Linked DNA regions of Homo sapiens: region 1 is linked to region 2. Evidence: chromatin loops called from intact Hi-C (ENCODE). Cell type or tissue: CD4-positive, alpha-beta T cell. All regions are shown on one strand.

Region 1 (8,000 bases), 360 kb before region 2:
TCTGCCTCCTGGGTTCAAGCGATTATTGTGCCTCAGCCTCCCAAGTAACTGGGATTACAGGCGGGGGCCACCACATCTGGCTAATTTTTGTATTTTTAGTAGAGACAGGGTTTTGCCATGTTGTCCAGGCTGGTCTCGAACTTCTGGCCTCAAGTGATCTTTCCCCCTCAGCCTCCCAAAGTGCAGGGATTACAGGCGTGAGCCACCATGCCCGCAAGCCCACTTTAATGTTAAACTGTTGCCAAGATAATTTAGAATTAAGTCTGAAATGTTAGCTCTATCTTTACTTAAAAAATGGTTATAAAGAAGCGTATACTTTCTGGACATTGGACTCCTAGTGAAGGGGGCCTTTGGAGTTGGGTGTTGTTTGCAGGAGGACGAAACACCTGCTTTTCTGTCCTTCCAGGCACATAATTCATTTCTCTGGTATATGCCGAAGGTCAGGTTTTTTGTGTAAAATTGCTGATGGATCATTTGTAAAAACACATTTAAGTTGATTAGTCCTTGAAAAATGATCTTTAGAAAATGATCTTTACAGATACTAGTCCTTGAGCTTTCCTGTGGATCAGATTGCCTTGGGCGAAGGTCTGCAGTTTCACAAGCATGACTCACTACCTTTTATAGGTGAGAACATCAAATGGGCCAGGTGGAGGGTCTAGTAGAACTCTGGATTTCTTTTTAAATTTGTATCATACTATTTTGCTAATGGAAACTTGATGAATACTTAATTCCATCTGGCAAGTGAAAAGGGTCCCTTTTGGGAGTATTCGTTTTGTTAGCATTTTTAGTGATTTATTGTTTTGACAGTGTGATATTGGTCCTTGGATGCAAAAATACTCTGGAGACTATTTGGAAATTTCATTTTATAATTAACTAACTGTGTGATAATTGCTGGAGCAGAATGTGTGTTTTTTTTTTTTTTCTTTTCATTCTGGAAGGTTATTTGAGGTGAAAAACTTAGATTCTAATCACAAAGGCTTGTGTTCATGTGGTACCCTGAGTACTTTTGTAAGATACTCACTGTGTTGCTGTGAGTTATCTCTTTTATGGTTTTTTCTTTAAAACAAAACTCTTCTGAGTCTCCATAAAGAATAAGTATCTCATTTTGTTATATTAGATTTTGTGCAGTTGGCTGGCAAATTAAATTTAACTTTGAGGGAAAGCACCATTGACTCATTACATACATTTTGCATCATTGCAGCGTAAGGTCTTCCCTATGTGTGTGGGAGAAGTTTCTGATCTAAATGGGCATGTTTCCTATTGCTGGTCTATCTTTTAGCCAAAGCATTTCTGAATAGACATTCCTATTCATTTTCTTATTTTCGAGACTTTAGAGAGATTGCTACTTGTTATGTATTCGTGATAAATCATCTGAATCCTGAAAAAAATACTTATGCCAACAGCCCATTTTGTAAAGACACTTGTCTTTGAGCTTTTAAGCTGTCATACTCATTATTCGTTACAATAGCTGTACAGCCATTGGATGTATCATGTTTTTGACACAGGAGCTAGGGGAAGGATGACCTACTTGTTGCATTTCACATTTTTCCATATTTATATCTTTTTTCAATTTGTGGCATCTTTATTTCATTGTTAGAGTGGTTGTTCTCTAAGACGTTCCAGGTTTTAATTTCATTCACTGTGTGGGCTAAATAAGGAGCTTTCCTGTAGAACCAATTCTACTAAATTCCTGAAAATGTCAGTTAAAAATTAGCCAGGCATGGTGGTGTGTGCCTGTAGTCCCAGCTTCTCAGGAGGCTGAGGCAGGAGGATGGCTTGAGCCAGGAGGTCGAGGCTGCAGTGAGTCATGATCATACCACTGCACTCCAGCCTGGGTGACAGAGTGAGACCTTGTCCCTACCCCCACCACACACACAAAAAAAGAAAATATGAAGAAAAAAGAAAATGCTTCCAAAAAGTATCCCATCTAGATACCATGCTGGTTAGGGCTTTTGGTCATGTTTGAATGGGACATAGCTGAACACAGAGCAGGATTTCAATGGGTAGGCTAGGAAAAGGAGAGGAGTGTCTAATTTGTTGGGAGAAAATCCACTTTTGCATAATAATAGGGGATTTACGTGTTTTCTTTGGAGTTAATATGTATTTCAAGTAGGTAGATAGGTAAGAGGTTTGCAAAAAAATTTTGCTAAGGTTGAGGTTCTGTAGTTGGCAACTCTTATAACCCTGAAGATCCTGTTCTCTAAAGCCAGGAAAAAGCAGTCTGTTTCCAATTATGTATCACAAAAAATAGTGAAATTAAGCCAAGAAAAATGATCATTTGGGAGTTGGGTTGCTTTTTTTTTTGCAGAGGGTAAAGGAGAAAGGACTGTAGACACACATTTTAAAGAATCTGCTAGTTTTTCTGTTGGCTTTCAGATTTTTCTCAAATGCTCTGTATTGGAAATTAAGAATAATTTTAGGATTAAAGGCCTTTTCCTCCTTCGGCTTCTTTTTGTTTCTCAGAGAGCAAATAGAAGAGCATTTAGGCAGTTTTTGCTGACATGAAAGGGTTTGGGTCCAGTGTTCCGGGACCCAGCTTGTGTTTTTGGTAAAGCCTTTTCCTGCCTGAATGGTCCCAGGTTATGGGCTCACAGCATCATACCTGGTAGTGGTGCTATGGTTTTTGTTATATGAATTTTTTTACCATGCTTTGAACTGAAATGTAGTCCCTGCTGCCTAGCATTATTCTGCTGGAGGAGAAAACTAGGGATGTTAGTGTGGGAAAGGTATGGAGGTGCGAAGCCTAGCATTTGGATGATGTGTGGGTGAATATATTGTCCTCAGCACTTGTCAGAAGCAACTAGCCTTTCGGGATGCCTACTGCTAGTTTCAGGATTAGTGGTCCTGTGAGACCTAGGTGTTAACTAAGAAATCTCCTTTCCACTGCCAGAAGATCAGCCCCGGCAGGTCTTAGTTCCTGTTTCTCACACCTTACACCTCCACAGAGTGTTGAATAAGACTTTCCTGATGCTGCATAATCTTTGATAACTCTTAGTCTTGTCACTGAGGCTAATGTGTTTTAGCTCTTGGTGCTTTTCTTCTCACCTCCCATTTACTCTTCTGCCTGCTGCTGGCTCCCACGCCCACCACACCCCCACCACACCCCCATGAGGTGCTAGAAGAGGTGTGAAGTACGGAGTGCAAAGTTGCATTTGCTGCTTTACTATCCTTTTTCCCCCATTTTTTTTCTTGGTTTCCCTGAAACGAGTTCTCCTGGTTTTCCTCTTATGTTCCGGATGTCTCTTCAGTCTTCCATTTTGTTTCTTTTTCTTTCTTTTTTTTTTTTTTTTTTTGAGACGGAGTCTCACTCTGTTGCCCAGGCTGGAGTGCATTGGCACGACGTTGGCTCACTGCAGTCTCCGCCTCCTGGGTTCAAGCAATTCTCCTCCCTCAGCTGCACACTCCCACCCCCCCCCCCCGCCCGAGTAGCTGGGATTACAGGTGTGCGCCACCATGCCCAGCTAATTTTTCTATTTTTAGTAGAGACAAGGTTTTGCCATGTTGGCCAGGCTGGTCTTGAACTCCTGACCTCAGGTGATCTGCCTGCCTCAGCCTCCCAAAATGCTGGGAATATAGACGTGAGCCACAGTGCCCAGCCCAGTCTTCCTTTTCAATGCTTGATCCCTATGGGTTGACATTTTCCAAGGTTGCATTTTCCTTTCCTCCTCTCCTCTCCCCTCTTCTTTTCTTTTTCTTGTCTTTTCAGTCTACATTGAGTTGCTCATATTTCTGTGCTTCAATATCAGCAGCTCCCTGTTTTTTCACACCCATATTTCCAACAGCCTATCGGACAGTGCCATCTGGTTGTTCTGTAGATTTTTCTGTTACAGTCCAAAAGCCACCATATTACTTCTCTGTGGTCCACAGCCTCCACAGTGTCACCTTCTGTATTTCCCATGTCCCTCCTTCTCTATGGGGGTTCCTGCTTACTCTTCCAGGCTCTCACTGCTGCCAGCTCCTCCAGTGGGGCTTCATGTGGCTCCTCCTGGCAGGTGCTTCTCTTGCTGCCTCGTGAGAATGTTGTTTTTCCTTCGGCAGATTCCCCAGAGCAGGATTGAGTCTTACCATCTTGGTATTCTAGGTGTGTAGCATGGGCCTGGTTTATAGATATATTGTCAAATGGAATTCTTCATTTCAGCCCACTTCAGTTATGGCTTTGGGGAAAGATCAGGCTTACAGTTGATATAAATTATAGCTATAGAAAAGACACAGAAAATCAACTCAGAATCATAGAGTTTAGGGTTACAGTGGGGCTTAGAATAATCTTCCTTAAGTTTCTCTAAAGATGAGAACAACCAGAGAGCAGTGTTTCTCTTCTTGCCCCTCTGCAGCCTAGTTCCCACCCAATAGCCAGAATGATTGTGATAAAACCTAAGTCAGATTCCTTCATTCCCTTGCTTAAAACACTCTAGGCTGGGCGCAGTGGCTCACGCCTGTAATCCCAGCACTTTGGGAGGCTGAGGCAGGCGGATCACAAAGTCAGGAGTTTGAGACCAGCCTGGCCAGCATGGTGAAACCCCGTCTCTACTAAAAAAAAAATTAGCCTGGCATGGTGGTGGGCGCCTGTAATCCCAGCTACTCGGGAGGCTAAGGCAGGAGAATCGCTTGAACCCAGGAGACGGAGGTTGCAGTGAGCTGAGATTGCACCACTGCACTCCAGTCTGGTGACAGAGTGACCAAAAAACCAAAAAACCACTCTACTGTTTATTCTTGTCTTTCTCAGAATAAAAGCCAGAATTCTTACAGTGATCTGCAAAGCCCTGCCCAACCAGCCCACCACTCTTATGCTGGTGACCCAGTTGACTTCCCTCTTGTGCTCTCTAGGCTGCTCAATCTGCTCCAGCTGCCGCACCTGACTGTTGGTCCCTGAGCACGCCAGATACGCTCTGTCTCAGGGCCTTTGCATGTGCTGTTTCCTTTGCTTGGAATGTTTTTCCCCAAATAGCTACAGAATTCGCTTCTGTTAGGTCCTTACTCAAAACAGACAAACCAAACCAAAACCCCACACACATACTTTGTCTCTCCCTTTTCTGCTTTGTTTTCTTAGCATTGGTCTCTATATAATATATAATTATGTATCTTGTTTATAGTCTGTCTCCTTTAGCTAGAATGAAAGCTCCATCAGGGCAGGGATTTTTATGTTTTGTTCTCTGTTGAATACCCACACCTGGAACAGTCCTGGCATGAAGCAGGCACTTGATAAACATTATTAAATGAATAAGAAGCATTTTATGGATTTCTTTTTTTTTTTTTTGTGGCAGGGTCTCACTCTGTCACCCAGGCTAGAGTGCAGTGGCACAATCTTGGCTCACTGCAACCTCTGCCTCCCGGGTTCAAGCCATTCTCCTGCCTCATCCTCCCAAGTAGCTGGGATTACAGGCACATGCCATCAGGCCCAGCCAATTTTTTTTGTATTTTTGGTAGAGACGGAGTTTCACCATGTTGGCCAGCCTGGTCTTGAATTTCTGATCTCAAGTGATCCACCCGCCTTGGCCTCCCAAAGTGCTGGGATTACAGGCGTTAGCCACAGCGCTCAGCCCATTTTATGGATTTCTTATAGCCCCAGTTATAGGTGCACTCAGGGCATTAAAAAGGGAAAATTGGGCCAGGCGTGTTGGCTCAGGCCTATAATCCCAACACTTTTGGAGGCCGAGGACAGGAGTCTCGAGGACTCCTGTCACTTGAGGACAGGAGTTTGAGAGCAGCCTGGCCAACATGGTAAAGCCCCATCTTTACTAAAAAAAAATACAAAAATTAGCTGGGCGTGGTGGCAGGCACCTGTAATCCCAGCTACTTGGGAGGCAGAGGCAGGAGAATTGCTTAAACCTGGGAGGGAGAGGTTGCAGTGATCTGAGATAGTGCCACTGCACTACAGCCTGGGAAACAGTGAGACTCCATCTCAAAAAAAAAAAAAAAAAAAAGAAGGGAAAATTGGCCAGGTGTGATGGCTTACCCCTATAATCCCAGTGCTTTAGGAGGCTGAGGCAGGAGGATTATATGAGGCAAAGAATTCAAGATTAGCCTGGATAACATAGTGAGACCCCATCTCCATAAAAAAATCTTAAAAAGTCAGCTGGGTGTGGTGGGGCACACCTGTAGTCCCTGCTTAAAGGGACTGTAGTTGAGGTGGGAGAATAGCTTGAGCCAAGGAGTTCGAGGCTGCAGTGAGCTATGATCATGCCACTGCACACCAGCCTGAGTGACAGAGTGAAACCCTATCCCCCCCTCCCACCACCCCGTCAAAAAAAGGGAAAACCATCAATCTCGGGGAAGGAGAATCTGATTTTTAAAAAGCCTCATTTAAGACTCGTTGGACTAGAACACTGACCTCGTTTTCATGTCTGACTCAAAGCAGCACCTGTGGGTCCCCCCATCCTTACAAGTGGTTTGGGAAGACTCCCATTTTACCTCTAACAGGCATGGGCTTGCTGCGGTTTCTCTCTGCCTGTGGTTTGCCCTTTAACCCAGCAGGCTACAAAGATGAAAAGCAAACACAACGTTAAAGAAAAGAGCTAGGGAAGAGGGCAGGGGGAAACAGGGCAGAATTTCCTTGCAGCCCTGACATCTTGCCTTGTTTCTGTGCCCATCCCCTTGTCTGGTTACACAGTCCCTTCCAGAGCTGCCTTGCTTGGGGGCTGTGCTCAGTCTTGAGACTTTTAGGCCAGATGACTCTTGAGTTTTGCTTTGATGTTGTAATTTCTTTGAAGAGAAATCTTAATTTTAGGCAAAAAGGACATTGGAGAACGGATTCTTTAAAATTAAATTACCATCTTTCGAAGTGAAGTTTTAACCCTTCTCAAGATAAGGGGTTGTCCCTGAAATTTCTGCTTGCTTCTGCTGATGATGCTAGTGGGAAGTCAGGATTGGCAGGACCCCATCTTGTGAAACCAATACCGTAAATCCTCAGGGCAATAAATTCAGCTCTGAAGAAGTGTCAGACTCTTATGGGTAGGGATTATGTGGAATGAAGTACATAATTTGTATTAGTGTAATAGTAAAGTTAGAGGAATTTGCCTCCTGCTCTTATTGAGATAACATCGGCATGGTTCCTACAGGGATAGGAAGCCCAGCCAAGAAAGGCAAAGGCTTAGGAGGAAGCTATTGGCCATGTACAAAGCCTGCAGTGTCATTCACCCTGGGATTCAAAGGTATCACATTGAAAATAAATTGTCTAGAATGGAGCTGAGTTATCAGTGAGTAGTTAAAAATAATCAAAGCTACCATTTCCTGAATTCTAACAACATACTAGGAAGTAAGTGCTTTATTTATTAATTTAGTTAGTCATCATAACAATCCCATGAAGGAGGTAGAATCATTATCTCTACTTTATAGATCAGGCATGGAGCTTTAAGTAAGTTGCCCAAAATTATATTGCTTAGAAAAGGCAGGTGGGGGATTTGAACTCAGGTAGGCTATGGGGGCCCCGCACTTTCCACTATGCTGTACTGTAGTCTGCTTCTAGGACAAACCAAGCATGCTCTTACCTCAGGACCTTTGCACTCACTATTCCCACTGCCTGGGAGGTTTTTCCTTTAGATATTGTCATAGCTTTATCTCTTACCTCTGTGCTTAAATGTTACCTTGTCTGGGAGGCCCTCTCTGACCACCCTGTCTAAAATAGCATCCCTCCTGTCATCACTCTCTCTCCTTAACCTGCTTTATTTTCCTTTCCTAGGTCTTCTCATGCCTTGACATATTATTTATTTGTTGTCTTGTCTGTCCCCACCTTTAGAAGGTAACCTATGTGAAAACAGGAGTGTGTTTAATTTGCTGCTATGTGCCCACCTCCCTGAACAGTGCCCAGGACAGGGTAGGCGCTAATAAATGTTTGTTGAGTGAATGAATGAAGTAAACTAAAACTGCTGATCAAGGCCTGCCACCCTGGTTTCAGAACAAAATAATTTGTCCCTTGTGCCAGATCTCATCAGACTACCCACCACCAGAAAGTGAGTGTCCATGCAGGGCCTGGTTGATGTCTACAGTGGCTTAGTAATAGGCAC
Region 2 (8,000 bases):
TTTATTATTTGTTTTTTTGAGACAGAGTCTTGCTCTGTCGTCAGGCTGGAGTGCAGTGGTGCAATCTTGGCTCACTGCAACCTCCATCTCCCAGGTTCAGCTGGTTCTCCTGCCTCAGCCTCCCGAGTAGCTGGGACTACAAGTGCATGCTACCATGCCCAACTAATTTTTGTGTTTTTAATAGAGATGGGGTTTCACCACGTTGGCCAGGATGGTCTCGGTCTCCTGACCTCATGATCTGCCCACCTAAGCCTCTCAAAGTGCTGGGATTACAGGTGTGAGTCACCACGGCTGGCCCTATTTTTTTTTTAATATGAGAAGTATTACAATGATAAATCTCTAAAAGCTCTTGCTTGCTATCATGGCACTTGATCTAGAGTATTTTTGGGTCAGATGTTGTATTTCCATTGTTGGCCCTGATTATAACTTGGATTACAATGGGGGAGATTCAAGCTCTTCAATAAAATATGTTGGTATTGGCTGATAAACTTCATGTTCATAAACCTCTCACGAAGTTATTCAATAGTAGATGAAAGTTTTCTCAGTTGAGAATAAACATACTTGTTATATTATTATGTAAGAATGCCATTTCTAAGATATCAATCTTGCTTTCCACTCATGGTCACTTTTTTTCCCTTGTATTATTTCATCCTATTATCTTCAAATAAAATTTTCTTACAATAAGTACAAGATAGTTACAAATCGTGGACTGACTTTACTGTAGAAACATATTTTGGCAAGCCTCTATTAAGATGAGGCTTTCTTCACAACCACCACTAAGTTTTTCTTGTAGATTAGACTATAGCACTAGTGCATAAGCAAGGGCAGTAATTTTTGCAGTGGTTCTTAAACACCCATAGTTTCTTAGTCAGAATCACTTGCTTTTTCAAACTAACAAGGCTGGAGCCTTCCTAAGTATCTTGTTTTTCTGAATCATATTTTCCAAGAATAGGCTGAGTGGGCAGGCATATGTATTTCTTAAAGATTCTCAGATAATTCTGACATGCAACTCTGGTTAAGACCCACTGATCCTGGGGTTGAGCACAAGACAGCCCAGCTACTCTTGAGGTAGGCTGGCTGAAACTTTGTCTCCTGAGGTGTTCTGTATTGTATGGTAGTAAGCTGAGTCAATCCCACTTATTCCTTGGAAAGTATTAACTATAACTGAGCGTGGAAAATAAACATTAAATGGGCACTTGAGTTCAGATTGTTGGCCAGAGCAAGGCTGAGATAATTCTTATGTGCCCTATGAAGTACACTGCACATCCCAGTCTTGAAGAACTTGCGTGGCTAAGGAGATGACATCCAAGTCCAATATATGCTTACAATAATATCCCATCAGTTAAGGCCTTCTATGCATTCTGCTTCTCTGCTACCGTAAACCTACACAACCTGACAACACACATTTCCATTCTCTTCCCTAGTCCTTATTACACTGTATTAATAATTAACTGTTTACTTGTTAGTATAGCCTAAGATCATTTAAGGCAAGGACACTCTAAGTACCAAGACATAGTGCATCTGATGTTTAAAAGACAATAAAAAAGTAAAACATATTACAAAGTAAAACATGCCTTTAATAAAAGGTAAATTTATGTAATAAAAGTCAAACCATAACTAAAAGGAGTTAAGATTTTACTCCTTATTCTTATAAAATTATAAAGGTAAACTTTAAATACTGCAACAGTGTATTACTTTGTGCTTAATAAGATTAAATGATTATATGTATAGAGAGGTGATAAATTTATTTTCAAGCAACTGAAGAATTTTCTACTTAATATTAGAGAACTTTATCAAGACTGAATGTTTATTTGTAAAGAAAATTTCACAATAATTTATTAAGTGATTTGTAGGAGATAATCAAAGGCATTTTGTTTGGTTCTATAATACAAAACTGCTTACCAAAAGTTTTAGCAGCTTGGATAGTTTCTCTGGATCCCCTAATTGTCATAATTTGGGCCAAAGCAGTTAAATCATCACTTGCTTTATAAAATGGATATCGTCCACTAAGCAAAGAAAGAAATATGACACCTGCAGACCACATGTCAATTGCTGCAACAGAAGACAAATTTTAAAAATAAATTTCAAATCTATAATTTTATCATCTAAATCAATAGTCCTCAACATTTATTATGCATTAGAATCACCTTGGGAGCCTTAAAAATTTCAGATGCCCAGACCCAAAGATTTTGATTGAACAGTTCTGAAGTAGGGCTCAGGCATCAATGTTTTAAAAAAGTTCCTCAGGTGATTTTAATGTACAACCAGGACTGAGAATCCTCACTGCAAAATATGTTTTCTTTCTTGAGCAACGTGTTGGTAAATTTAAAAGGATATTTAATCACTAGGAAACACTAAGTAAACGCACATTTTATAGGATCAAAAGGAATCCAAAAATAGCTATGTGGGAAAAAATCTGAATGATCCTTGAGAATTACATACCATACTGGTCAAAGTGCTTTCATTTTAGTGAAAAGTAATGAACATTAGAAGCTCTTCTTCAGCTGACACTAGCACCAACTACTGCTATAGAAACTTTTAAAAAATTACTTTTTTATTTTTTTGTGACTGTGAAGACTTTAATTTTTCTGAGTACACAGTAGGTGTATATATTGATGGGGTATATAAGATGTTTTGATACAGGCATGCAGTGTGTAATAATCACATCCTGGAAAACAGGGTATCCATTCCCTCAAGCATTTATCCTTTGTGTTACGAACAATCCAATTATATTCTTTTCTTTTTTTCTTTTTGAGACAAGGTCTCCCTCTGTGGCCCAGACTAGAGTGCAGTGGCACAGTCTCAGCTCACTGCAATCTCTGCCTCCCAGGTTCAAGCAATTCTCATGCTTCAGCCTCTTGAGTAGCTGGGATTACAGGCATGTCACCATGCCCAGCTCTTTTTTTTTTTTTTTTTTTTTTTTTTGTATTTTTAGTAGAGACGAGGTTTTGCCACATTGGCCAGGCTGGTCTCAAGCTCCTGGGCTCAAGTGATCTGCCTGCCTCAGCCCCTCAAAGTACTCTTTTAGTTATTTTAAACTGCACAATTAAATTACTGACTATAATCCCCCTGCTGTGCTATCAAATACTAGGTCTTAATTCATTCTTTTTTTTTTTTTTTCGAGATGGGGTCTGGCTCTGTTACCCAGGCTAGAGTGTGGTAGTGTGATCTCGGCTCACTGCAACCTCCGCCTCCCAGGCTCAAGTGATCCTCCCACCTCAGCCTCCTGAGTAGCTGGGACCACAGATGCACACTACCACATCCAGCTACTTTTTTGTATTTTTGGTAGAAATAGGGTTCTACCATGTTGCCCAAGCTGGTCTCGAGTGCCTGAGCTCAAGCAATCCACCTGCCTTGGCCTCCCAAAGTGCTGGATAATTCATTCTTTATAACTATTTTTTGTACCCATCAGCTGTCCCCACATCCCCCACACCCTCCCACCACCCTTCTCAGCCTCTGGTAACCATCTTTCTGCTCTCTATGGGTTCAATTGTTTTAATTTTTAGATCCCACAAATTAGTGAGAACATGCAACTCTTGTCTTTCGGTGCCTGGCTTATTTCACCTGACATAATGATCTCCAGTTCCATCCATGTTGTTGCAAATGACAAGATCTTCTTTTTCGTGGCTGAATAGTACTTCCATTGTGTGTAAGTACCACATTTTCTTTATCCATTCATCTGTTGACGGACACTTAGGTCGCTTTCAAATTTTGGCTATTATGAATAGTGCTTCAACAAACATGGGAGTGCAGATACCTCTTCGGTACATTGATTTCCTTTCTTTTGGGTATATACCCAGCAGTGGGATTGTTGGATCATGTAGTAGCTCTATTTTTAGTTTTTTGAGGAACGTCCAAATTGTTTTCCATAGTGGTTGTACTAATTTACATTCCCACTATAGAAACTTTAATCTTCTGAATTCTGGTAGTTAAAGATTACGACTAGCTCAACTTGATGTTAAAAAGCTCTTTTTTTTTTTTCTTAAAGTTGACATCTCTCTTAATTGTTGACTTCCTAGTATCACCAGGTTATCTGCTCTCTGTTCCTTGGGCTACTGTATCACCTTTTTTTTTTTTTTTTTTTTTTTGAGACTGAGTCTCACTCTGTTGCTCAGGCTGGAGTGCAATGGTGCGATCTTGGCTCACTGTAACCTCTGCCTCCCGGGTTCAATTCTCCTGCCTCAGCCTCCCCAGTAGCTGGAACTACAGGTGTGTGCCACCATGCCCTGCTAATTTTTTGTACTTTTTAGTAGAGACGGGATTTCGCCATATTGGCCAGGCTGATCTCGAACTCCTGACCTAGTGATCTGCCTGCCTTGGCCTCCCAAAGTGCTGGTATTATAGGCATGAGCCACTGTGCCCGGCCCTACTTGCCTTTCTTAGCTCCTTTGGTACCTCTGCCTGCTCCTTCAATGTTTTCTCCAAGCCTTAAGTGCTGACGGATATTCCTCAGAGTTTTAACTTCTCCCTCTGTATACTCTCCCTGATTGGTCCATCCACTTCATGGCTTCAACTGTCATTTATATAATGATGACATTCATCTGTATTTCTAGCCCAGCTCCTTCGCTGAGCATCAGACTTAACTTTGATTCTGCTGGAAATCTCTATTTGGATGTCCCACAAATACCTCAAACCAATTATACCCCAAACTAACCTTACCTTCCCCTATAAACCAGTTACTTCTCCTTTACTCTCCACCTTGGTTACTGGTACACATCCAAGTCTCCCAAGCTAGGAATCTGGTAAACATCCTGAATGCCTTTTTCCCTCACCATACCACACCCTAATTCTACATCCAATTATCCACCAAGCTCTGCCTTTCTAACCCTTCACTTTTCTTTTCATTCCTATTACCAATACCCTCATTCACATTTTCATCCTCTCACCCGGACAAATTCATGCCACCACTCTCCAAAAGCTAATCTGTTTGCACGCCTGCCAGAATGATCCATCTAGGATATACCATTGTCACTTTTTTCACTTAACTTTCCAATATCTACAGTATATAGTCCAAACTGTAACAACTGTGGTCTGACCTTGTCTACCTCATTCCAGGTTTATCTCTCACCATTCCTCAACTTGCATCTTAATATTCTAGCAAAATTGGACTTTTTTTTTTGAGATGAAGTCTTGCTGTCGCCCAGGTTGGAGGGCAATGGTGCGATCTTGGCTCACTGCAACTTCCGCCTCCTGCGTTCAAGTGATTCTCTTGCCTCAGCCTCCTGAGTAGCTGGGATTACAGGTGCGCACCACCACACCCAGCTGATTTTTGTATTTTTAGTAGAGATGGGGTTTCACCATGTTGGTCAGGCTGGTTTCAAACTCCTGATCTCAGGTGATCCGCCCATCTCAGCCTCCGAAAGTGCTGGGATTACAGGCATGAGCCACCGCGTCTGGCCAAAATGAAACTTTTTTAGTTTCCTGTATGCTGTTTCTTGAGTTCCTTGGCTCATGCCTCTATGCTAACTTCTCAGCCCAATTTACATTCTAAGAGGTCATTTCTTTCATGAATTGCCTTTCATAATCTCTTTGGGTTAGGATAGTTAGATACTCCTTAAATACCCTGAATAAGTTTTATTACCATACTCAACAGGTTATTTTATAATTATTTGATGGTGTCCTGACTAGAGTGTGAACAGATGGTCTCATTTATTTATTTGTTATCATTAGCAAGCAAGAACAGACATTCAATGAATGAATACATTTCTTCAAAGCCCATAATCCAAGTGAATAGCAGGATTCATCTATTCATTCAAGATGTTTCCTGGATTCCAGCTCCATGGTAAGTTTTTAGATTACGGAAGACATTTTTCTTTTTCAAAACCTTCTAACTGCTATTATATTGTTTATATAATAACAAAAGTAATTTTAATCAAACACAAATATATCTACATCACAGGAAACTTTTGAGGTATTAAGCAAGCAAATAAAATGCTTTAAGTCTTTGGCTGGCAAAAACTATTAAACATAATTTTTTCCCCCACAAAGGTGATGTCAGCAAAATTCCACAGATTACATTTTGCGTATTTATTTACAAGATGGTAAGATCATCTTGTAAATAAATACGCAAAATGTAATCTATGGAATAAACTGTTTAAACAAAAAAAGAGAGGCAACATTAGGATTAAAAACTTTCATAAAGAATAGCATTAGCTCAAAAATAGGAATGCCACACTGCAAGAACTGCTTACATAATTAAAAGCAGAAGAACTCAAATATTAGTTATAAATAGACAAAGATCATAAAATAAAATACGTCTGGAACAATCCATTTTAACTAGGTTCTGTATTTCCAGTACAACATACCTGTAGTTTGATTGGGGCACTTTGTCAAGACCTCTGGTGCTCTGAATCCTGGTGTACCTGCCCTAGGGGCAACCTGCTGACGCCTTATGATGAAATAAGATTTCTCTAGTTATGTTAAAGTTGAACTATGTAAGTCTAAAAAATAACATTCATCAATTTAGTTCACAGTAAATTTTGCCTTGATACCTATATAATAAGTGTTACTATAAAGTAAATGATAATCTAGTGTGATAAAAATCCTAGATTTTTCTTCTTCTGTTTTTTACCCCCTCTACTAGTTCCCCGGACTTACTCCAGAAAGGTTTAAAATAACCTCCAAGAATAAAAAGCAGTAGTGGATAATAAGAGCCATAATAGAAAAAATAGAACCCAATAGCAATTCACAGGTATAAAAATTCATTTGTTTGGAGTAATTGATCACAGATACACTTATATATTTGAGTTAATCAAGAAAGGCTTTATGAAAGCCAAGCCTTGAAGGAAAGGAAGAAATTTATGAGTCAAAGAGTTGGAGGTGGGAGTAAAAGAGGAGCTCTACTATTTGGTTCTGGTTACTCCACATAAGCGGGAATAAAAAGAGAAAACAGAAAAGACTACATCAGCAATCAAAATGTGTGATTCTAAGCTTCTAAAAGCCACCCCGTCCCACTTATTTGCATATAAGAGCAAATGTGTTTTCCAGAGTATATCCATATTAAATAAATAATATATGAAAACTGTTATCATTTGCTCTTCAACATACTACTGCTCTGCATCAAGGCCCATTGCAGTTCACTGATCTGAACTGATCCCTTGCACTCACAAAATTATCCACCCAAGTCAATGCAATTTCTAATGGCAGCATGCTGGTGATTTTATAACACCATCAAAACACATTACCTTGAAAGGCAAATACTACAAACTTTATCTGTTGCATAGCAGTCACAGGTCAGGCTAGCTGGGCAAGAACTGGCAGTTTTCCTCATCACAGCACTATTCATAACTTTTGTAGAAATAGCCTTCTTTTTTGTTGCTAACTTTCTAGACAGTACATCCACAGTCTTTGACTGCTTCATGAGCTGTAAAAGAAAAGTCTCATTTTTCTATTTTCATGATATTAAACATGATGTCCTAAAATGCTAGTATGGCAAAAAGCAATAGCGGAAGCATAACTTTAAAAACTGCTGAATGGCTATTGGACTGTAAATAAACTGTTGTCTATTAAAATGTTTAAGGTCTTCTTGGGTTTTTCTGTAAAGTCACCTTATATTAAAATTTACTAATTAGTCCTAGCTTGGCCAATATTTGAGTTATACTTTATTAGAACTTTTCCTGATATATTACAGAAGTATAAAACAGTTATGTTCTAGTGTCTAACTCCATTTCAGAACTGTAAACTGCACAAGTACGTTGGCTAAAATCACAGTTTTAATTTGTTGCTCATGCTGTCTAGCTGTCACAAGATATCATAAGTCAATCTGAAATCATCTACATTGATGATGATTTTGTTAACTTTACAAACATCTTTACACTATCAACTATGTGTCAGAATAGTTAGCTAACTGTATGGAGCTCACACTCTAGCAATGACAGAAAGCCCTTAATGTTCTAAATGTTCCTCTAGAGAAAGACAGTAATAGCTAACCAAAAATGAGAAAAAATTCCACCAGAAAAGTTCAGAAAAAAACTGGAGAAAACAAGTTTTGACTAAATGCT

What was found. A loop is a pair of places that touch in the nucleus more often than their neighbours do. Peaks named below come from ENCODE experiments on the same cell type or tissue, not always from the same donor. Only the 100,000 strongest peaks of a DNase experiment are listed, where the experiment ranks them.
Region 1: a loop joins it to region 2, with 3.0 times the contacts of the local background. A loop is called at or near these places in 25 of 110 quality-filtered maps.

The regions. Positions count from the first base shown.
Region 1 is chr1:91,871,204-91,879,203 of GRCh38, reverse strand. All of the region lies in intron 1 of TGFBR3 (transforming growth factor beta receptor 3), which reads left to right. Among named protein-coding and RNA genes, the nearest start is that of TGFBR3, 11 kb to the left of the region's middle. RefSeq lists an enhancer at 6,609-6,678. In CD4-positive, alpha-beta T cell, no CTCF peak of the experiment used is centred here; DNase peaks (open chromatin) are centred at 3,093 and 6,423.
Region 2 is chr1:91,514,182-91,522,181 of GRCh38, reverse strand. It overlaps CDC7 (cell division cycle 7), which reads right to left. Exons shown (of 12, transcript NM_003503.4): 9 at 7,185-7,363; 10 at 6,306-6,388; 11 at 1,903-2,052. It overlaps LOC102723436 (a long non-coding RNA gene), which reads left to right. Exons shown (of 5, transcript XR_007066219.1): 5 at 3,507-3,649. Among named protein-coding and RNA genes, the nearest start is that of CDC7, 17 kb to the right of the region's middle. In CD4-positive, alpha-beta T cell, no CTCF peak of the experiment used is centred here; no DNase peak of the experiment used is centred here.